Linked DNA regions of Homo sapiens: region 1 is linked to region 2. The links are chromatin loops, found by intact Hi-C in ENCODE. Cell type or tissue: HCT116. All regions are shown on one strand. Links, peaks and the distances in the headings refer to the core of each region. The heading gives the core; the rest is flanking DNA. Region 1 has its middle 5.8 kb from the start of TCN2. Region 2 holds the start of LOC105372991 (a long non-coding RNA gene).

Region 1 (11,268 bases), core at 1,443-9,442, 160 kb before region 2:
GGGACCAGCGCAGAGGGCCTGATGCCTGATCTGTCAAGTCTGTCCGACCGTGCCTGTCTGCTGTCCCCCCAGCTGTTCCAGTGGTGGATTGGCAGGACCGGGTGCCTACCCGGTACTCCTTACCAAAGGAGCCCCTGGTAGTGCCCACCTAGCCCAGGACAAGGAGTGGAACGGGAGCTGCAGCTGCAGTGGTCACGTGAGCAGCATTGCTGGAGTCAGCTGTTTTTCAGCACCGCCTCCCTCAGTTGTGGCGGGAGGGGATTGTGGGGGTGGGGGAGTTGGGCAGTTGGGGAGGGGGAGTTGGGCAGTTCGGTGGGGGGGGGGAGTTGGGCAATTGAGGGGAGGGTGGGTGCCGCTGGCCCCAGACCAGCCAGGCCACTTTTCTCAACCAATCCGAAAGGGCTGGGAGCCTCCTGGAGAGGACAAAACAAAACAAGTTAAAGAATGGGATTAAGTCCGGGCACGGTGGCTCACACCTGTAATCCTAGCACTTTGAAAGGCTGAGGCGGGCAGATCACTTGAGCTCAGGAGTTGGAGACCAGCCTGGGCAACATGGGGAAACACTGTCTCTACAAAAACACAAAAAACACATACAAAAAACCATAAATTAGCCTGGCGTGGTGGCAGACGTCTGTAATCCCAGCTACTTGGGGGGCTGAGGCAGGAGGATCGCTTGAACCCAAGAGGTGGAGGCTACAGTGAGCCAAGATTACACCACTGCACTCCAGCTTGGGTGACAAAGTGAGACCCTGTCTCAAAAATAAAATAAAATAAAAAGAATGAGATTGAATCGAGACACAAAGCTACCAGAAGCAGGGGTACTTGCCAGAACTCGGAAAGTAACCTCAAAAAAAATCTCTGCAAACAGGGAAGAGAACAAAAGATTCCTCATCTGCCCAGCCCCACAGGAGAATCAATGTATACGAGTTAACTAGTGGTGGCTGTGTGACTTTGGCCAGGTCACTTAACCTCTCGAGTTTAAAATAGTTCTTCCTGTGTGAGAAGAGAGGGTTAGGCAAGATCATCCTAACAGTTCCCTTTCAGCTCAATTTGTGAAGACACTATGACCTTAAAATATCTCCAATCATTTCCATGCACAATCTGCATTGCAATTATTTTATGGTAAATTGCCAAGGTTCACTCTTTTAAGACAATCTTTTTGAGCCTGATTTATCACAAACCAAGCCCTTGACATAAATAAATACAGCAACGTGTGTCTGTTTACGGAACTACTTGAAAATTTTAAATGATAGGTTGTCCAGTCAGAAAGGCTGGATGTGGCCACTAGGAGGAGCACCCCTGGAGGTTCTGAGGAAGGAGGGAGGCCAGTGGGGAGCCCAACTTCCGCAGAACCGCACGTTTGGACCTTCAGGGGAGTCATGGTGAAGTGTGTGCAATGGAGCCACCTTGGTCCTGGGTGGGACTGCCTTGGCTCCCCCAACCCTCTGCCTGTTTCCAGTAACAACTATTATGATTCCTATTTCCAGGAAGGCAGCCTGGAGGAGGTGGCCATGGAGGATAGCCTTCGTTATCGTCAGCCTCTGGTGAGAAGCAGCAGCATCCTTCCAGAGAGTCACTTCTGATCCCCAAGGTAGTTAGGGTGTCGAAGTAAAGGAGGGAGACACCCCCCTGCCTACCTACCTGGACTCAGTGCTAGAGGGTGGGGGAGTAGGAATAGGAAGACAGCATATTTCCCATACATATTAGAAATACTGGTGGCTCATGCCTGTAATCCCAGCACTTTGGGAAGCCAAGGCAGGAGGATTGCTTGAGCCCACAAGTTTGAGACCAGTCTAGGCAAGATGGTGAGACCCTGATTCTAAAAAACAAACAAAACCAAAAAATGCCAGGGATGGTGGTGTGTGCCTGTAAGTCTCAGCTAATCTAGAGGCTACAAGTGGGAGGATCACTTGAGCCCAGGAGGCTGAGGTTGCAGTGAGCTGAGATCAGACCACTGCACTCCAGTCTGGGCGACAGAAGGAGACCCTGTCCTAAAAATAAAGTAAAATTAAAAAAAGAAATAGAGTGACTGGTCAGGGGTAGTGCTATTTCAGGTCATGTGGTCAGGGAATGTGAAAAACAAAAATGATTACATCATTTAGATCAGGATTTCTATTTTTTTTATTTTTGAACTCCTGGGCTCAAGCGATCCTCCTGTCTCAGCCTCCCAAAGAGCTGGGATTACAGGCATGAACCACTGCACCTGGCCAGATCAAGATTTCTATTTGTGGTGAAAACTAGCTTGGAATGAGAAAGTAAAAGTCTGCCTGTGCTCCCACTAGACTGGGATAACAGGGACCTCTAAAGCCAGCTGCAAGCCAGCTGCAACATCAACAGGAAACATTTCTTATTTTTTCTTATTTATTTATTTTTTTTGAGACAGGGTCTCACTCGTTGCCCAGGCTGGAGTGCAATGGCATGATCTCGGCTCACTACACCCTCCTCCCGGGTTCAAGCGATTCTCCTGCCTCAACCTCTTGAGTAGCTGACATCACAGGCATGCGCCACCACCCCCAGCTAATTTTTGTATTTTTAGTAGAGACAGGGTTTCACCCTGTTGGCCAGGTTGGTCTCGGACTCCTGACCTCAAGTGATCTGCCTGCCTCAGCCTCCCGAAGTATTGGGATTACAGGCATGAGCCAGCGCGCCTGGCCAACAGGAAACATTTCTATCAAGGCCATGCATGCTACAGCTATTTGGGTGACTACTACTTTTTTTACTGATTATTTATATTTTTCCCCCTAAAAGCACAAGCAATCAGAAATTTGCTGTTTGATATCCTATTAGTAAGAACAGAACATCCCACTGTTGCCTAAAAGAGCTATGTCATTTTGACACAGACAAGCAGTCTCAGATAAGGTGTTTCTGGACTCAGCATTCCACATTTTTCTTAACTTTGTAGTTTCCAAGGAAACAAGACTCTAGGTCCACTTTGCCGTCCAGACCTGAAGCGGACCCTTCATACACAGCCCTGTGATACTTGGAGCCTGCTTGCCTCAAAACACTGCTTGCTTTACACTTCACCTAACTCCACCCTTCCCTTCAATTCTTTAATAACCTTTCCCTTTGTTCAGCCAGATCACTATAGTTCCTCTGCTGGGTGGTTTCCCTCATTGGAATAAGTCAACAACTGGGTTTGTTTCTGGTGGTTTTAGGCTGACTTGGCGAGGACTAGCCTAAAAATTAACCCAAAAGAGAAAAATAAAATTGTATGCATGAAGATGGCATGAGAAGAATGAATATAACAAATACACAACTCTAGTTCTATATGAAATATCTATTTTAGTGATTAAAAGTGTATATATATTAAAATCATATTTTAAGGCCAGGCACAGTGGCTCACACCTGTAATCCCAGCACTTTGGGAGGCCGAGGCGGGTGGATCACCTGAGGTCAGGAGTTCGAGACCAGCCTGACCAACAGGGTGAAATCCAGTCTCTACTAAAAATACAAAAATTAGCCGGGCATGGTGGCATGTGCCTGTGGTCCCAGCTACTTGGGAGGTTGAGGCGGGAGAATTGCTTGAACCTGGGGGCCAGAGGTTGCAGTGAGCCAAGATCATGCCACTGCACTCCAGCCTGGGTGACAGAGCAAGACCCCATCTCGGAGAAACAAAAAACAAAAAACAAACAAAAACAGAAAGAAAGAAAAGGAGGAAGAGGAGGAGAAAGCAAAGATAAAATCATAAAAAAATCCCATCAACTAGAGCATTGGTTCCCAACTGTGGTCACTGGATGACTGGTAGTCTCCAAGAACCTTTTAGGGGGCCTGTGAGTTTAAAATTACTTTCAAGTGGCTGGGCGCAGTGGCTCATGCCTGAAATCCCAGCCCTTTGGGAGGCCGAGGTGGGTGGATCACCTGAGGTCAGGAGTTCGAGACCAGCCTGACCAACGTGGCGAAACCCAGTCTCTACTAAAAATACAAAAATTAGCTGCGCCTGGTGGTGGGCTCCTGTAGTCCCAGCTACTTGGGAGTCTGAGGCTGGAGAATTGCTTGAACCCAGGAGGTAGAGGTTGCAGTGAGCCAAGATTACGCCACTGCACTCCAGCCTGGACAACAGAGCGAGACTCCTTCTCACACACACACACACACAAATTGCTTTCAAGTTAAGATAAATAGCAAGACACTATTAGTGTAATAGTAAGACATTTCATCAAATGGTGCAGGAACAATTGGATGTCTATATGCAAAACAAATCAACCTAAACATACACCTTTCACAAAAAATTAACTTGAAATAGACCTAACTATGAAACACAAAACTATAAAACTTCAAGAAGAGGTGATGCCTTTTTAGATACAACACCTAAAGCATAGTCCATCAAAGAAATAATTGTCTGGGTGCAGTAACCTCAGCACTTTGGGAGGCCAAAGTGGCAGGATCACTTGAGGCCAGGAGTTTGAGACAAGCCTGGGCAACATAGTGAGCCCCTATCTTTATCAAAAGAAAAGAAAAAAAGGAAAAGAAAATAAAAGAAAAAAGAGGCCGGACATGGTGGTTCACACCTGTAATCGCAGCACGTTGGGAGGCCAAGGCGGGTGGAACTCTTGTGTCAAAAAAAAAAAAGTATTAGTTTTCACACTGCTATAAAGAAATACCTGCAATTCGGTAATTTATAAAGAGGTTTAATTGACTCACAGTTGTGCATGGCTGGGGAGGCCTCAGAAAACTTGCAATCGTGGCAGAAAGCAAAGGGGAAGCAAGCACCTTCTTCACAAGGTGGCAGTAGAGAGATTGAGAAAGTGCCACACTTAAAACCATAGCTCTTGTGAGAACTCCCTCTCTATCATGAGAACAGCATGGGGGAAACCACCTCCATGATCCAGTCACCTCCCACCAGGTGTCTCCCTCAAGTGGAAATTACAATTCAAGATGAGATTTGGGTGGGGACACAGAGCCAAACCACATCAGAAAAAAAAGAAAAGAAAAGAAGGGGCCAGGTGCGGTGGTTCACACCTGTAATCCCAGCACTTTGGGAGGCCGAGGCGGGTGGATCACAAGGTCAGGAGAACAAGACCAACCTGATCAACATGGTGAAACTCCGTCTCTACTAAAAATACAAAAATTAGCTGGGTGTGGTGGCACGTACCTGTAATCCCAGCTATTCGGGAGGCTGAGGCACGAGAATCACTTGAACCTGGGAAGCAGAGATTGTAGTGAGCTGAGATTGGGCCACTGCACTCCAGCCTGGGAAACAGAGCGAGACTGTGTCTGGAAAAAAAAAAAAAAAGTTCATAACTTTATTTGTAACTGCTAAAAACCGGAAGCAGCCAAGGTATCCTTCAATGAATGCATAAACAAATTGCGGTACATCTATACAATGAAATATTGCATATATAAAAACAGTGATAAAACTAAGTGAGCCATTAAGCCATAAAAAGACATGAATGAGGCTGGGCGCAGTGGCTTACGCCTGTAATCCCAGCACTTTGGGAGGCTGAGGCAGGCAGATCACTTGAGGGGCAAGAGTTTGAGACTAGCCTGGCCAACATAGTGAAACCCTGTCTGTATTAAAAATACAAAAATGAGCCAAACATGGTGGTTCACACCTGCAATCCCAGCTACTCGGGGCTGAGGCAGGAGAATCGCTGGAACCCAGGAGGCGAACGCTGCTGTGAGCTGAGATCGCACCACTGCACTCCAGCCTGGGCGACGGACTGAGACTCCATCTTAAAAAAAAAAAAATTAGATCAAATAATCGTTGGCAAAAAGCATTAAGAGAGATAAAGAGGATGTGTCAGATTGTGTTTTCAAAGCTGTCTAACAATACCAGCTGTTCCACATGGTTTTCTGTAATTTTGTCATTCATCCATGAAGAGATGAGTCTAATTCCCCTCCCTTTGAATCTAGGCAGGTTTGTGACATCCTTGTCAGTAGCAGAATGCAGAAGTGATGATATATAACTCGAGGTCAGAAAAGAAAATGCAACTTCCACCTTGCTCACTTGAACACTTGAGCTGGAGTACTGAGCTGTCATGTAAGCAGTACAACTGCCTTGAGGCAGCTACAAACTGATCCACAAAGGTAATCCACATGGATAAACCCTGAGATTACCTTAAGAGAGAGAGATCGATCCAGCCAGCTCCCAGCTTTCCATACCCCTACTATTCCAGCTTTTATCGCATAAAAGATGTCAAGACAGAACCATTTAATGGAGCCCATCCCCAATTTTTTTTTGTTTTGTTTTTGAGATGGAGTCTCGCGCTCTGTCACCCAGGCTGGAGTGCAGTGACGCGATCTCGGCTCACTGCAAGCTCTGCCTCCGGGTTCACGCCATTCTCCTGCCTCAGCCTCCTGAATAGCTGGGACTACAGGCGCCCGCCACCACTCCTGGCTAATTTTTTGTAGTTTTAGTAGAGACGGGGTTTCACCGTGTTAGCCAGGATGGTCTCCATCTCCTGACCTCGTGATCCACCGGCCTCGGCCTCCCAAAGTGCTGGGATTACAGGCATGAGCCACCACACCTGGCCTTATTTTTATATTTAATAGAGACAGGACCTCGCTTTTTTGCCCAGGCTGGTCTCGAACTCCCGAGTTCAAGCGATGCTCACACCTCAGCTTCCCAAAGTGTTGGGATTACAGGTGTGAACCACCACGCCTGGCCAAGAGTTCTTTATCTATGTTATATAAGACTGTTCTGCAGTGAGCAGCTACATGCAAACCTACCCCCTGAAGTCTGAAGGAGCCGAGAGGCTGAAGATAAAAAACCTGACAACCTCAACTTGACACTGCAACCTCCATCTCCCTGGCTCAAGCAATTCTTGCACCTCATCCTCCCAAGTAGCTGGGACTATAGGCTTGTGCCACCACACCTGGCTAATTTTTTTATGTTTTAGTAGAGATGGGGTTTTCACCATTTTGCCCAGGGTGGTCTCAAACTCCTGAGATCAGGCTATCTGCCTGTCTCTGCCTCCCAAAGTGCTGGGATTAAAGGCGTGAGCCACCTAGCCTGGCCCTGTAACGTATTTTTTAAATTGAAAATGACCCAGGCATTTAATGAGCAGTTATTTAATTTAACATAAATATTTTAAATTACATGACAATTGTATTTATAAGCATTTATCATATATATTCATTTATTTTTGCTTTCATTTTCTTTTTGTTTTGAGATGGAATTTCTCTTATTGCCCAGGCTGGAGTGCAATGGCTCAATCTCGGCTCACCGCAACCTCTGCCTGCCAGGTTCAAGCGATTCCCCCGCCTCAGCCTCCCGAGTAGCTGTGATTACAGGCATGTACCACCATGCCTGGCTAATTTTTGTATTTTTAGTAGAGACGGGGTTTCTCCATGTTGGTCAGGCTGGTCTTGATCTCCCAACCTCAGGTGATCCGCCCACCTCAGCCTCCCAAAGTGCTGGGATTACAGGCGTGAGCCACCGCGCCCAGCCTATATTTTTCACCATTGCCTTAGACTAGTTATGAGAACTGAGATATTAGACAAAGGTAATCATTAAATTTGTTATTTTTACAGCCTGTGACTATCAGATGTTCACCTAAGAATCTTAAAATACGTACTTATTTTGTTGATAACTCGGAAGATTTCGCTGTTTCCTATTAAACTAGTTATATTAAATTAGTCATATTTATCAAAAAATCACACACAAAGGTCATTTTGGTTTCGGCTGGGTTTATAGTTTTACAATCTTTATGCCAAACCCCCAACACCCTTAAAGTATCTAGCAGAGACACATGTAAAAAAACTTTGACCAATAAACCAAGGCAAAAATGTATGTTAACAATTTTGAAGACATTTTTATTTTACCAATAACTTTTAAAACCAGTTTATTTATTAAAGATTTACTTGAGTCAGGCCAGACGCTGTGACTCATGCCTGTAATCCCAGCACTTTGGGATGCTGAGGCAAGTGGATCACTTGTCAGGAGTTTGAGCCCAGCCTGGCCAACATAGTAAAAATCCCATCTCTAACTAAAAATACAAAAAGTAGCTGGTCATGGTGGCACATGCCTGTAACCCCAGCTACTCAGGAGGCTGAGATAGGAGAATCGCTTCGAACCCAGGAAACGGAGGTTGCAGTGAGCCAAGATCGCACCACTGCACTCTAGCCTGGATGACAGAGCAGGACTCCATCTCAAAAAAAAAAAAAAAAAAAAAAAAAAAAATTTTACTTAAGTCACATAAACTTGAAAAATATATTTGGGCTTTCTTAATTTACGAGTATTTATTTTTAAGTCAACTTGGTACCATGTAGACACAATATACAACATATGTAAACACATCTAACCACATATATACACAAATAAAAATCTTACAGCTTTAGGCCGGTTGTGGTGGTTCATGCCTGTAACCCTAACACTTTGGGAGGCCGAGGTGCGGGGGTCACTTAAGGTAAGGAGTTCAATACCAGCCTGGCCAGCATGGCAAAACCCAACTTCTACTAAAAATACAAAAATGAGCCAGGCGTGGTAGCAAACACCTTTAATCCCAGCTACTCAGGAACCTGAGGCACGAGAATCACCTAAACCCGGGAAGCAGAGGTTGCAGCGACCGGAGATTGTTACCACTGCACTCCAACCTACTAAACAGAGTGAAAAAATAATTTTTTTTTTTACGGGTTTTACCTTAGAGCTCTAATCCTGGCATAGTACTGTGTCCGGAATTGGTGGGTTCTTGGTCTCACTGACTTCAAGAATGAAGCTGCCAACCTTCAAGGTGAGTGTTACAGTTCTTAAAGACGGCATGTCCGGAGTTTGTTCCTTCTGATGCTCGGATGTTTTCGGAGTTTTTTTCCTTTTGGTGGGTTCGTGGTCTCGCTGGTTGCAGCAGTGAAGCCATAGACCTTCCCAGTGAGTGTTACAGCTTATAAACGCAGTGTACACCCAAAAAGTGAGCAGCAGTAAGAGTTATTGCAAACAGTGAAAGAATAAAACTTCAACTGCGATCGAGACCATCCCGGCTAAAACGGTGAAACCCCGTCTCTACTAAAAATACAAAAAACTAGCCGGGCGTAGTGGCGGGCGCCTGTAGTCCCAGCTACTTGGGAGGCTGAGGCAGGAGAATGGCGTGAACCCGGGAAGCGGAGCTTGCAGTGAGCCGAGATGCCGCCACTGCACTCCAGCCTGGGCGACAGAGTGAGACTCCGACTCAAAACAAAAAAAAAAAAAACAAAACTTCAACTGCGTGGAAAAAAAACCGAGCGAGTTACCACAGCTGAGTCGGGCAGCCTGCTTTTATTCTCTTATCTGGCCCCACCCACATACTGCTGATTGGTCCATTTTACAGAGAACGGATTGGTCTGTTTTACAGAGTGCTGATTGGTCCGTTTTGACAGGGTGCTGATTGGTGTGTTTACAATCCCTGTGCTAGACACAAAAGTTCTCCAGGACCCCACTAGATTAGCTAGATACAGAGTGCTAATTGGTGTATTTACAAACCCTGAGCTAGACACAGGGTGCTGATTGGTGCATTTACATACCTTGAGCTAGATATAGAGTGTCGATTGGTGTATTCACTATCCCTTAGCTAGACATAAATGTTCTCCAAGTCCCCACAAGATCAGCTAGACACAGAGCGCAGATTGGTGCATTTACAAAACTTGAGCTAGACACAGGGTGCTGATTGGTGTGTTTACGAACCTTGAGCTACATATAGAGTGCTGATTGGTGTATTTACAATCCCTTAGCTAGACATAAAGGTTCTCCAAATCCCCACTAGACTCAGGAGCCCAGCTGGCTTCACCTACTGGAGCTCATACTGGCAGGACAGGTGGAGCTGCCTGCCAGTCCTGCTCTCATGCTCCCGCACTCCTCAGCCCTTGGGCAGTTGATGTGACCGGGCGCTGGGGAGCAGGGGGCGGCGCTCGTTGGGGAGGCTTAGGCTGTGCCGGAGCCCACAGCGGCAGGGAGGAGACTCAGGCATGGCAGGCTGCAGGTCCTGAGCCCTGCCCCACGGGGAGGCAGCTAAGGTCCAGGGAGAAATTGAGCGCAGCGCCGGTGGGCCGGCACTGCTGGGGAACCTGGCGCACTCTCCGCAGCGGCTGGCCCGGTGCTAAGCCCCTCACTGCCCGTGGCCAGCGGGGCCGGCCGGCTGGCTTCTCCGAGTGCGGGCCCGCCAAGCTCACGCCCACCCTTAACTCTAGCTGGCCCGCAAGCGCCGCGCACAGCCCTGGTTCCTGCCCGTGCCTCTCCCTCCACACCTCCCCGCAGGCTGAGGGAGCCGGCTCCGGCCTCAGCCAGCCCAGAGAAGGGCTCCCACGGTGCAGCAGCGGGGCTGAAGGGCTCCTCAAGCGTGGCCAGAATGGGCGCCGAGGCCGAGGAGGCACTGAGAGCGAGCGAGGGCTGTGAGGGCTGCCAGCACGCATCATCTCTCAGTACTACAGAGTCATCGGTTTATAAAAGATGGTTGGGTCCAAATTATTTTTGACAAAACTGGAACTTGTTTACATGGCTAAACTTTATTTATCCTAATAGGTAATCTAATGGAGGCTGTGAACCAAAATTTTGGGTAGTTTCCATGGCAGTTTGATTTTTAAAATCTTTTTTTTTTTTTTTAAGTTTTAAATGGGGCCAGGCATGGTGGCTCATGCCTGTAATCCCAGCACTTTCAGAGGCTGAGGCAGGAGGACTGCTTGAGCCCAGACGTTGGAAACCAGCCTGGGCAACATAGCAAGACCCCATATCCATATACACACGCACACACACACACACACTTGAAAAAACAATGAGTTTAGGGTTAAATTTTTAATGCTTATATTTTAGCTGGAACCTGGCTGAACTATATAGAAAAAATCTCCAGGTAGCCTTGAATTAGTAACACTGTAAAGAGTTTTATCTCAACACCAGTAGAAAAGTCAACAGACTTAAAGCAGGTAGAAAAATAAAATAGAGAATGTAGAAGACTCTACATGTTAACTCTGTAACTGCAGGTTGACCATTTGAGCTCTGAATTTTCCTTGATGTAATTTGCCCACCAGTTTAAAAATGTGCACAAAAACGGGCTATAATATGTAGCCAGCTAGCGTCCCAAAAAAGCTAGCATGTCTTTGAACTTTCCATGTGGTTTTTAAACATGTAAGCCAAAGGGTTCCTGAAGGTGGTTGGCTAGAGACTGTCCCGTTAGTACTAAGCACCCCCTATAATTGCACTTCCCTTACCCAGGTGACCCTTTGAGAGTACTCTTAGCATAAGCACCCTCACAAAATCTACGAATCAGCTGAGTTTGACCGGATTACACCTCCACCCCTGCCGGTAAGCCCAGGGTCCACAAAATGTTCCCTCCGTGGTCTGAATGGAGGGAATCAGGGAGGCCACCT
Region 2 (8,000 bases), core at 1-8,000:
AGATGAGGTAAACCCAGAAGTAGGGGCCGTGGAAGAGCTGGGTGAGAGGGCTCGTCCTGGACTCCATGCCCCCGCTACCTCAACATAGCCATCCCATGTTGAACTACATCGTGCCCATTTATTTCCCATCAACTGAGGGCCTAGAAAAGCAAGCGTGTGGCTGAGACCAGAAAGGGCAGTGGGACAAAACCAAGAACAAGTGTCCGTGAACCTGGACAGCAGTAGCGGGGAGGGACCACAGAGAGCAACTGACATCAGGAAGCCAGGCCAGCCTGTGACTATCACACCCAGTCCAGAACAGGCCCTCTGAGGAGAGACAATTCTCCTGATTCTCCCTGATCCAGGAGTATTTCCTCACCACAGCGCTGATTTACAACAGGGACAGATTGGGGCCAGGCGTGGTGGCTCACATCTGTAATCCCAACACTTTGGGAGGCCAAGGCAGGTGGATCACCTGAGGCCAGGAGTTCGAGACAAGCCTGGCCAACATGGTGAAACCCCATCTCTACTAAAAATACAAAAATTAGTTGGGCATGGTGGTGCAAGCCTGTAGTCCCAGCTACTCGGGAGGTTGAGACAGGAGAATCACTTGAAACTGGGAGGCGGAGGTTGCAGTGAGCTGAGATCGCGCCACTGCACTCCAGCCTGGGCGACAGAGCAAGACTCCATCTCAAAAAAAAAAAAAAGAAAAGAAAAGAAAAGAAAAGAAAAAAGAACGGACAGACTGGAACCCTTGGGGAGCTTCTGTAATCAGGTACTGGCTAAGTTACAGCTTGACCAGACAAGTAGGGTTCTGTGGAGCTGTGAACTTTCACAAAATACCTTTTATGCATGAAAAAGTACTTGATTAAGTTATTGTATAATGTCATTCTATTATAGAATGACACATAGAATCCTATTTTATAAAACACTAACTTAGCATATGCCTTAGTATTGGTGACCCTCTGGAGTTCAGGATTTTCATTTCTTTTTGTTTGTTTTGTTTTCTCATAACCACCTCAATTTTACAGATGTGGAAAGTGAGTCTGGGAAGTCTTGCTGTCATCTGCCCGTGATTATATGCAGCCATGAGCTACAGAACTCACACTCAAACTCGCAAGTGATGGCATACCAAATGGTACGAAAATGCAAGCTAAGTAGGCCTTTACCCCTCCCTGCCAGTAACTAATTTTTGTCTGTGTGAGTAACTGGCCTGTGTGTAAGAGGACTCACCCCCTACGTGGTCTCCAGTTAATTCTTTTTCCCATTTGGGCTCCTGACCGCCTTGCCATGCTGCTTCTAAGAGGGGTTATCTATACTCAGAGGGCCTAGGGCAGACCAAGGAAGGGAAAGAAGTTTTGGAGGTTTGTTTGTTTGTTTTTTAGAGACAGGGCTTTGCTTTGTGGCCCAGGCTGGAGTGCAGTGGTGCGATCATAGCTCACTGCAACCTTGAGCTCTTGGGCTCAAGTGATTCTCCCCTCTCAGCCTCCTGAGTGGCTGAGACCACAGGTACACATCACCATGCCTGGGTTTTTTTTCTTTCTTTCTTTCTTTCTTTTTTTTTTTTGGTAGAGATGAGGTATTGTTACATTGCCCAGGCTGGTCTCAAATTCCTGACCTCAAGCAATCCTCCTACCTTGGCCTCCCAGTGCTAGGATTACATGTGTGAGCCACCACTCCTGGTCTGGGCTTTTTTTTTTTTTTTTTTTAGGAGAATGTAAGGCATTTGTTTAGTGTTTACTGAGCATCTACTGCATGCCAAGCTCTGCTCAGGAGGCCAAGAGAGCAGGATAGGAGTGAGCCCTGCACCTGGGGTTTGGCCTGGCTGGGGAGCCCTAGCCTCAGGAAGCAGGACTGCCCTGGACCCCAGGAGGCCCCTGCTCAACCTGCGACAAGACTGAAAGGCTCCCCAGATGCACTGTGACGGTCAAGGGAGAGAAATGGGTGACCTGGGATCCTGGTGGCTTCAGATCTCATTGGGGGAAGGAGCAAGGGACCCCAGGGGTCAGAGGCATTGGGGGGGTAGGGCTGTCAGAGGGCACCCAGCAGAGTGACTCACAGGCTATGAGGAAAGAAGTCTCCTCTTGCTTGTATCTTCAGGATGCCAAGACCTGCAGCCCAGGCCTGGGGTGGTGGTTATCCCGGAGCGGCCTTACCAGGTGCACAGCTGGCCAAGGGAGGCTTGGTCATGGGCAGAGAGGGCAGGAGGAAGGCCCTTGCTCCACCACCCCCTCTCCCAAGGGAGTCCTATGCCCAGAACTTACCAAGTAGCAAGACTAGAGCAACCAGCAGAAGACCCTTGGGGGCAGCCATCATGAAAAAAAAAAAAAACATTGCCCGCCACCCCAAAGCCTCCTTAAATAGGCCCAGAAGAGGCTGGGGAAGGAACCTGGAGCCCACAGATAAGCCTAGGGCATGGCTGAGCTGGGCCCAAGCCAAACACTTCCACAGTCCTCTTCCAGCGACACCCACCCCAGCCCTGCCAAACACACACACCTATCTGCAATGCCCCCTGATTTTAAGGAAGGCTCCAAAGTCCTCCTCACTCACGATGGATTTACTAACACTAGTAAGAGTTGTAAACCAAAAATAAAATTCTAAGATCCCCCACCAAACATCTGAATGGACCCTTCCTCTCGGCCAGGGGCATTGCAAAGTTTACCTGAAAGAGTAGTTTAGGCCATGATGGGAAGGGAGTGGGGTCGGACGTGCGTCATGATACCCTCCTCCCTTTCGGAATTCAGGAAAAGCTGACCAACATGAACATCGACACAGACCCTAAGTCCATGATAAAACCTTGGTCTTGGCCCAGCGCGGTGGCTCACGCCTGTAATCCCAGCATTTTGGGAGGCCGAGGCGGGTGGATTACCTGAAGTCAGGAGTTCAAGACCAGCCTGGCCAACATGGAAAAACCCTATTTCTACTAAAAATACAAAAATTAGCCAGGCCTGATGGCGGGCACCTGTAATCCCAGCTACTCAGGAGGCTGAGGCAGGAGAATAGCTTGAACCCGGGAGGCAGAGGTTGAAGTGAGCCAAGATCGCACCACTGCACTCCAGCCTGGGTGACAGAGGGAGACTTTGTCTCAAAAAAACAAAAACAGACAAAAACAAAAAACCCTTGGGCTCCATGACCCTTATCCTAACCCAGACTTTCTTTTATTTTTTTTGAGACAAAGTCTCGCTGTTGTCACCCAGGCTGGAGTGCAATGGCGCAATCTCAGCTCACTGCAACCTCCACCTCCCGCTAACCCAGACTTTCTATTGATAATTTCTTTCTATTGATAATTCTTTCAACCAATTGCCAATCAGAAAATTTTTAAATCTACCTATTACCTGGAAGCCCCTGCTTGGAGTTGCCCCATCCTTCCACATCAAACCAATGTAAATCTTACATGTATTGATTGATGTCTTATGTCCTCCCAAATGGTATAAAAGCAACCTGTACCCCAACCATCTTGGGCACATGTTGTCAGGACCTCCTGAGGCTGTGTCATGGCCACATCCTTAACCTTGGCAAAATAAACCCTCTAAATTGATTGAGACCTGTTTCAGATACTTTTGGGTTCACAGAGTTAATGCTGATGAAGGGTCACTGCACAGTGGACTTCATTTTCTCATCTGCAGGAAGGTGATAATGATGGCACCTGTCTCATGAGGCTACATAATGCGATGGAGGTTACATAATGCGATGCTTAGCTCAGTGCATGGCACACAGAAAGAGCTCCATCCACGTGCTCTGTGGGTGTCCAAGGGGAGGGCTGAGCGCGTGATGGAGGGGACTGTAGGGCAAGATGATTCCGTCTTGGGGAGGGAGCCAAGCAGGGTTCATGGAGCGGGTACCGTTAGAGCTGGACCTTGAAGGCTGGGAAAAAAGGGAAATGGGATGGGGGGCGGGCATTGCTGGCAGATGACATGGCCTGAGCAAAGGCAGGGAGGCAGGGTGGGCAGGGCACATCCAGAGAATGACGAGGATTCAGGGGAGGCAATAGCATGGGTGCAGGGATGTGTGTGGTGAGAGATGAGGCCAGGGGATTTTGAATGCCAAACTGATGTGTTCAGACTGGATCCTGGGGACCGTCATAAGCCATGAAAAGTATTGGGACAGAGGAGGGACCTGGAGAGATTCAGCCACCAGTGTGATCAGATCAGAATGTTTCTTTATGCAATGGGCAATTAAGGAATTCCCAAGCTTTTAGCTCACACAAATAAGACCCCAACAATCCTCAGATGCACATCTCTGGACAATTGTCCAATTAGTTCCTCTGAATAAATTCTTAAAAGTGGAATCCTTGAACCATGTAATTGGCATTTTTTATATCTGGGTTAGACACAGATGGAACGATTCAATCATTTGCCCTTGAAGTGGATGTCTCTTGCCACAAAAATAATGGCCAGTATTTGTGGAGCTCTTGCTGTGAGCCCCACTCTGCCTGGATGCTTTGTGAATCATTTTGTCTGTAATCCTCACAACAGCTTCAGGTCATTACAGAGAACTGTGCAGAGAGAAAACCAATGCTCAGAACATTAGGTAACTTGCCCAAGGTCACACAGCCTATGAATCATCCCCTGACTGTGTAGAGGGTCATAGGCTGGAAGGGCAGTGGGCAAAAGCAGTCCTAGGCTGGGGGAGGTATCGGGAGTTAGGGGACTGCGTGAGCTTGGGTCAGTGATTTTAACTCTAGGAAACAGAGACCTAATAACAACATCCATCTCAAGATGAGGTTATGAAGATTATTATTATTTTTTGTACCCCATTTCTGTTGAAGGTTGTTAAGATTAAATGAGTCACATCGCATGAATTGCTTAGAACAGGACCCGGTGCCCACTATGAGCAATTCACTAAGAGTTTATCAATAATCAGTTTGAATCGGCCAACATGGGCACGTTGGGAGGTGCTCCCCCCTTGTGGTTATTGCTAGTATTGCGTGAAGATGGCCACTTGGGGCCCGACTCCCAGCATGCACTAGGACAAAGGCCACAAAACCCGGGGGTGGGAAAAGACCCCGCCCCATCCCAGCTGAGGTCCGCTCCATCCTCTTACACAGGGAATGGCGATTTCCCATCACAACCACCATCTGCCACCTCCTGTCTAGTTGACCTCTCTGTACCTGTTTCCCCACCCATATGAATGACTTAGCACAGAACTCAAAGCCCCAAAGAATTGCTTCTGGTCCCCTGCCCAGGAAAGAGGTAAGCTTTCCCTGGAGAAAGAGCTTCCCAGTTGTACATGGCTAGAGTGTTTGAAGGAGGTATTCCAGCTCTGTGGATACCCCTTCAAGTAAGGTTGCCAGGTAAAATACAGGATGCCCAGTTTAGTATAAGTATGTGCCATGCAATGTTAGGGGTACACTTCTAAAACATCCTTTGCTGTTTATCCGAAATTCACATTTGAGCACCCTGTTATTTGCTAAACTCAGCAACTACCCCTGGGTGTTTGGGGCAGAGGCAGGGGCTGGGCTGCCTGGGAGGGGGCGACTGCCCATTCTGGGCCAGGAACCTGGGATGTCTCACTTCAGCCCTCCCAAGCTGGTGGGAGGAGTCTCTGTTGCTAACCCCACTTCACCATGAGGCCAATGGCGTCTGAAAGCCACACAGATGATGTGCAGCCTCCAGGATAAATGCTCACAGAGGAGGCAGCTACTACAGCAATGGGGGGAGTGTTGGCCTAGAGGGAGCCCAGAGTGAAACCACTTTTGCAAAAATTATAACAGTGAGAAAATTATGGCAGTGAAAGAGATATGATCTAGCCAAGTCCTGATCTCGCCCCAGGCCTTCAAGCTGCCCCTAATTATTCCTGGGCTTAGGCCAAGCTAACTTTGGGAGACAGTTTATAGTTTAAATGATAATAGCCCTTCCCCAAAACTCAACCACCTTTGCGAAGCTAATAAGAGACCACCAGGGTAGGAGAACAGAGAAGGCTGAATTCTCCTAAGGTGTAGACATAAATGATAGCCAGTCATTATTCTGGAGGTCAGAAGATATGCAGCTTCCCCAAGTACTCCTGCAGGTAACATCACTATTTTAGAACCTAAGATTGGCCTTTTGTTGTTATTTTTGTCTTGTTTTGTTTAGAAACACCTTTTATTTGGGTAACATGTCCCAAAACAGGTCAGTTAATAAAACAGATTCTAAAGAATATGGCCCTATGCACAGCCTTCCCTCCCCGAAAATAACCTTTGGGAATAGGAATTCCCTTTCCCCCTTGCGCTCCTCTAATTTATTTAAAAGAATGTTTTGGGAGCTCATGTTTATCATCTGGGCAGGGGGGTGCCATGTCCATGTGCCGTATTCCTGGGGTACAGCAGTGGTAGGTGGCTGCAGCTCTCCAACCCTCTCCCAACCCTGGCCCAGCAAACATTTCTCTCCCACCCCAGGATCTGGGACCAAAACAAAGAGCAAGCAGGCCCCCTCCACTGAGGTGCTGGGCAGGGCTCAGTGGCACATCACTGTGCTTTGAGAAAGAGGGAGGGGATTTGTTTGGCACTTTAAAAATAGAGTGAGCAAGGCTGGGCGCGGCGAGTCACGCCTGTAATCCCAGCACTTTGGGAGGGTGGAGCAGGCGGATCACGAGGTCAGGAGTTCAAGACCAGCCTGGCCAACATGGTGAAACCCCAATTCTACTAAAAATACAAAAATTAGCCAGGCGTGGTGGCAGGCGCCTGTAATCCCAGCTACTCGGGAGGCTGAGGCAGAAGAATCGCTTGCACCCAGGAGGCAGAAGTTGCGGTGAGCCGAGATCGTACCACTGCACTCCAGCCTGGGTGACAGAGCGAGACTGCTTCTCATGAAAAATAATATATATAGAGAGAGAGTGAGCAGGACTGGAGAGAAGATATCAAAATGGCAGGGAGAGACCATTTGGCACTCGTCCCCTGGGAGAAGGGAAGAGGGAGATAGATACGAGAGTAGGAGCTAAGAAAAGTACGAGGGGTCCACTCCAAGTGACAGGTGCTGAAATGGGGTAGAACCAACAGGACACTGACTCTGGGTTTATGTCCTCTCTATCCCTCTATCCCACAGCAGCCGTGTGCCCACCTCCAGCCTCCCATGTCAGCCTGTCCCTATGTTTAGTGTCCAACCTCTGATTCTGGCAGTCAAGCGTCTTCCCCAATCCTAACATCAGAGACTTTCAAACCACAGTGACTCCATCTTGAGTAGGGACTGGGTAAAATAAAGCTGAGACCTACTGGGCTGCATTCCCAGGAGGTTAGGCATTCTTAGTCACAGGATGAGATAGAAGGTTGGCACAAGATACAGGTCACAAAAAGTTTGCTGATAAAACAGGATGTGGTGGCTGGGTGCGGTGGCTCACACCTGTAATCCCAGCACTTTGGGAGGCCGAGGCAGGTGGATCACTTGAGGTCAGGAGTTCGAGACAGTCTGACCAACATAGTGAAACCCCGTTTCTACTAAAAATACAAAATTAGCAGGACATGGTGGCATGTGCCTGTAATCCCAGCTACTCAGGAGGCTGAGGCAGGAGAATTGTTTGAACCTGGGAGGCAGAGGTTGTAGTGAGCCAAGATCACACCATTGCACTCCAGCCTGGGTGACAGAGCAAGACTCCGTCTCAAAAAAAAAAAAACAAAAAAAACCAAAAACCCAACATAACACAAAACCGGATGTGGTAAAGAAGCCAGCCGAAAACCACTAAAACCAAGATGGCAAAGAAAGTGACCTCTGATCATCCTCGTTGCTCATGATATGCTACTTATAGTACATTAGCATGCTAAAAGACACTCCCACCAGCACCACAACAGTTTACAAATGCCATGGCAACATCAGGACATTACCCTATATGGTCTAAAAAGAGGAGGAACCGTCAGTTAGGGGAACTGCCCACTTCTTTCCAAAACTGATGAGTAATTGTTTAATATATGTTTTTTGTTTGTTTGTTTGTTTGTTGGAGATGGAGTCCCTCTCTGTTGCCCAGGCTGGGGTGCAGTGGCGTGATCTCAGCTCACTGCAACCTCTGCCTCCCAGGTTCAAGTGATTCTCTTCCCTCAGCCTCCTGAGTAG

Evidence for each region. A loop is a pair of places that touch in the nucleus more often than their neighbours do. Peaks named below come from ENCODE experiments on the same cell type or tissue, not always from the same donor. Only the 100,000 strongest peaks of a DNase experiment are listed, where the experiment ranks them.
Region 1: a loop joins it to region 2, with 9 times the contacts of the local background. A loop is called at or near these places in 16 of 110 quality-filtered maps.

What each region holds. Positions count from the first base shown.
Region 1 is chr22:30,595,737-30,607,004 of GRCh38, reverse strand. It overlaps a transcript of PES1 not described here. Among named protein-coding and RNA genes, the nearest start is that of TCN2, 5.8 kb to the left of the region's middle. RefSeq lists an enhancer at 1-45. In HCT116, for the core only: a CTCF peak has its summit at 4,710 (motif pointing right); a DNase peak (open chromatin) is centred at 4,734; H3K4me3 peaks cover 237 bases.
Region 2 is chr22:30,442,255-30,450,254 of GRCh38, reverse strand. LOC105372991 (a long non-coding RNA gene) reads right to left here and starts at 2,295. Exons shown (of 4, transcript XR_007068061.1): 1 at 2,244-2,295; 2 at 2,039-2,146. It also overlaps a transcript of SEC14L3 not described here. RefSeq lists enhancers at 4,779-5,073, 7,546-7,595. In HCT116, for the core only: a CTCF peak has its summit at 4,880 (motif pointing left); DNase peaks (open chromatin) are centred at 4,895 and 5,442; H3K27ac peaks cover 652 bases.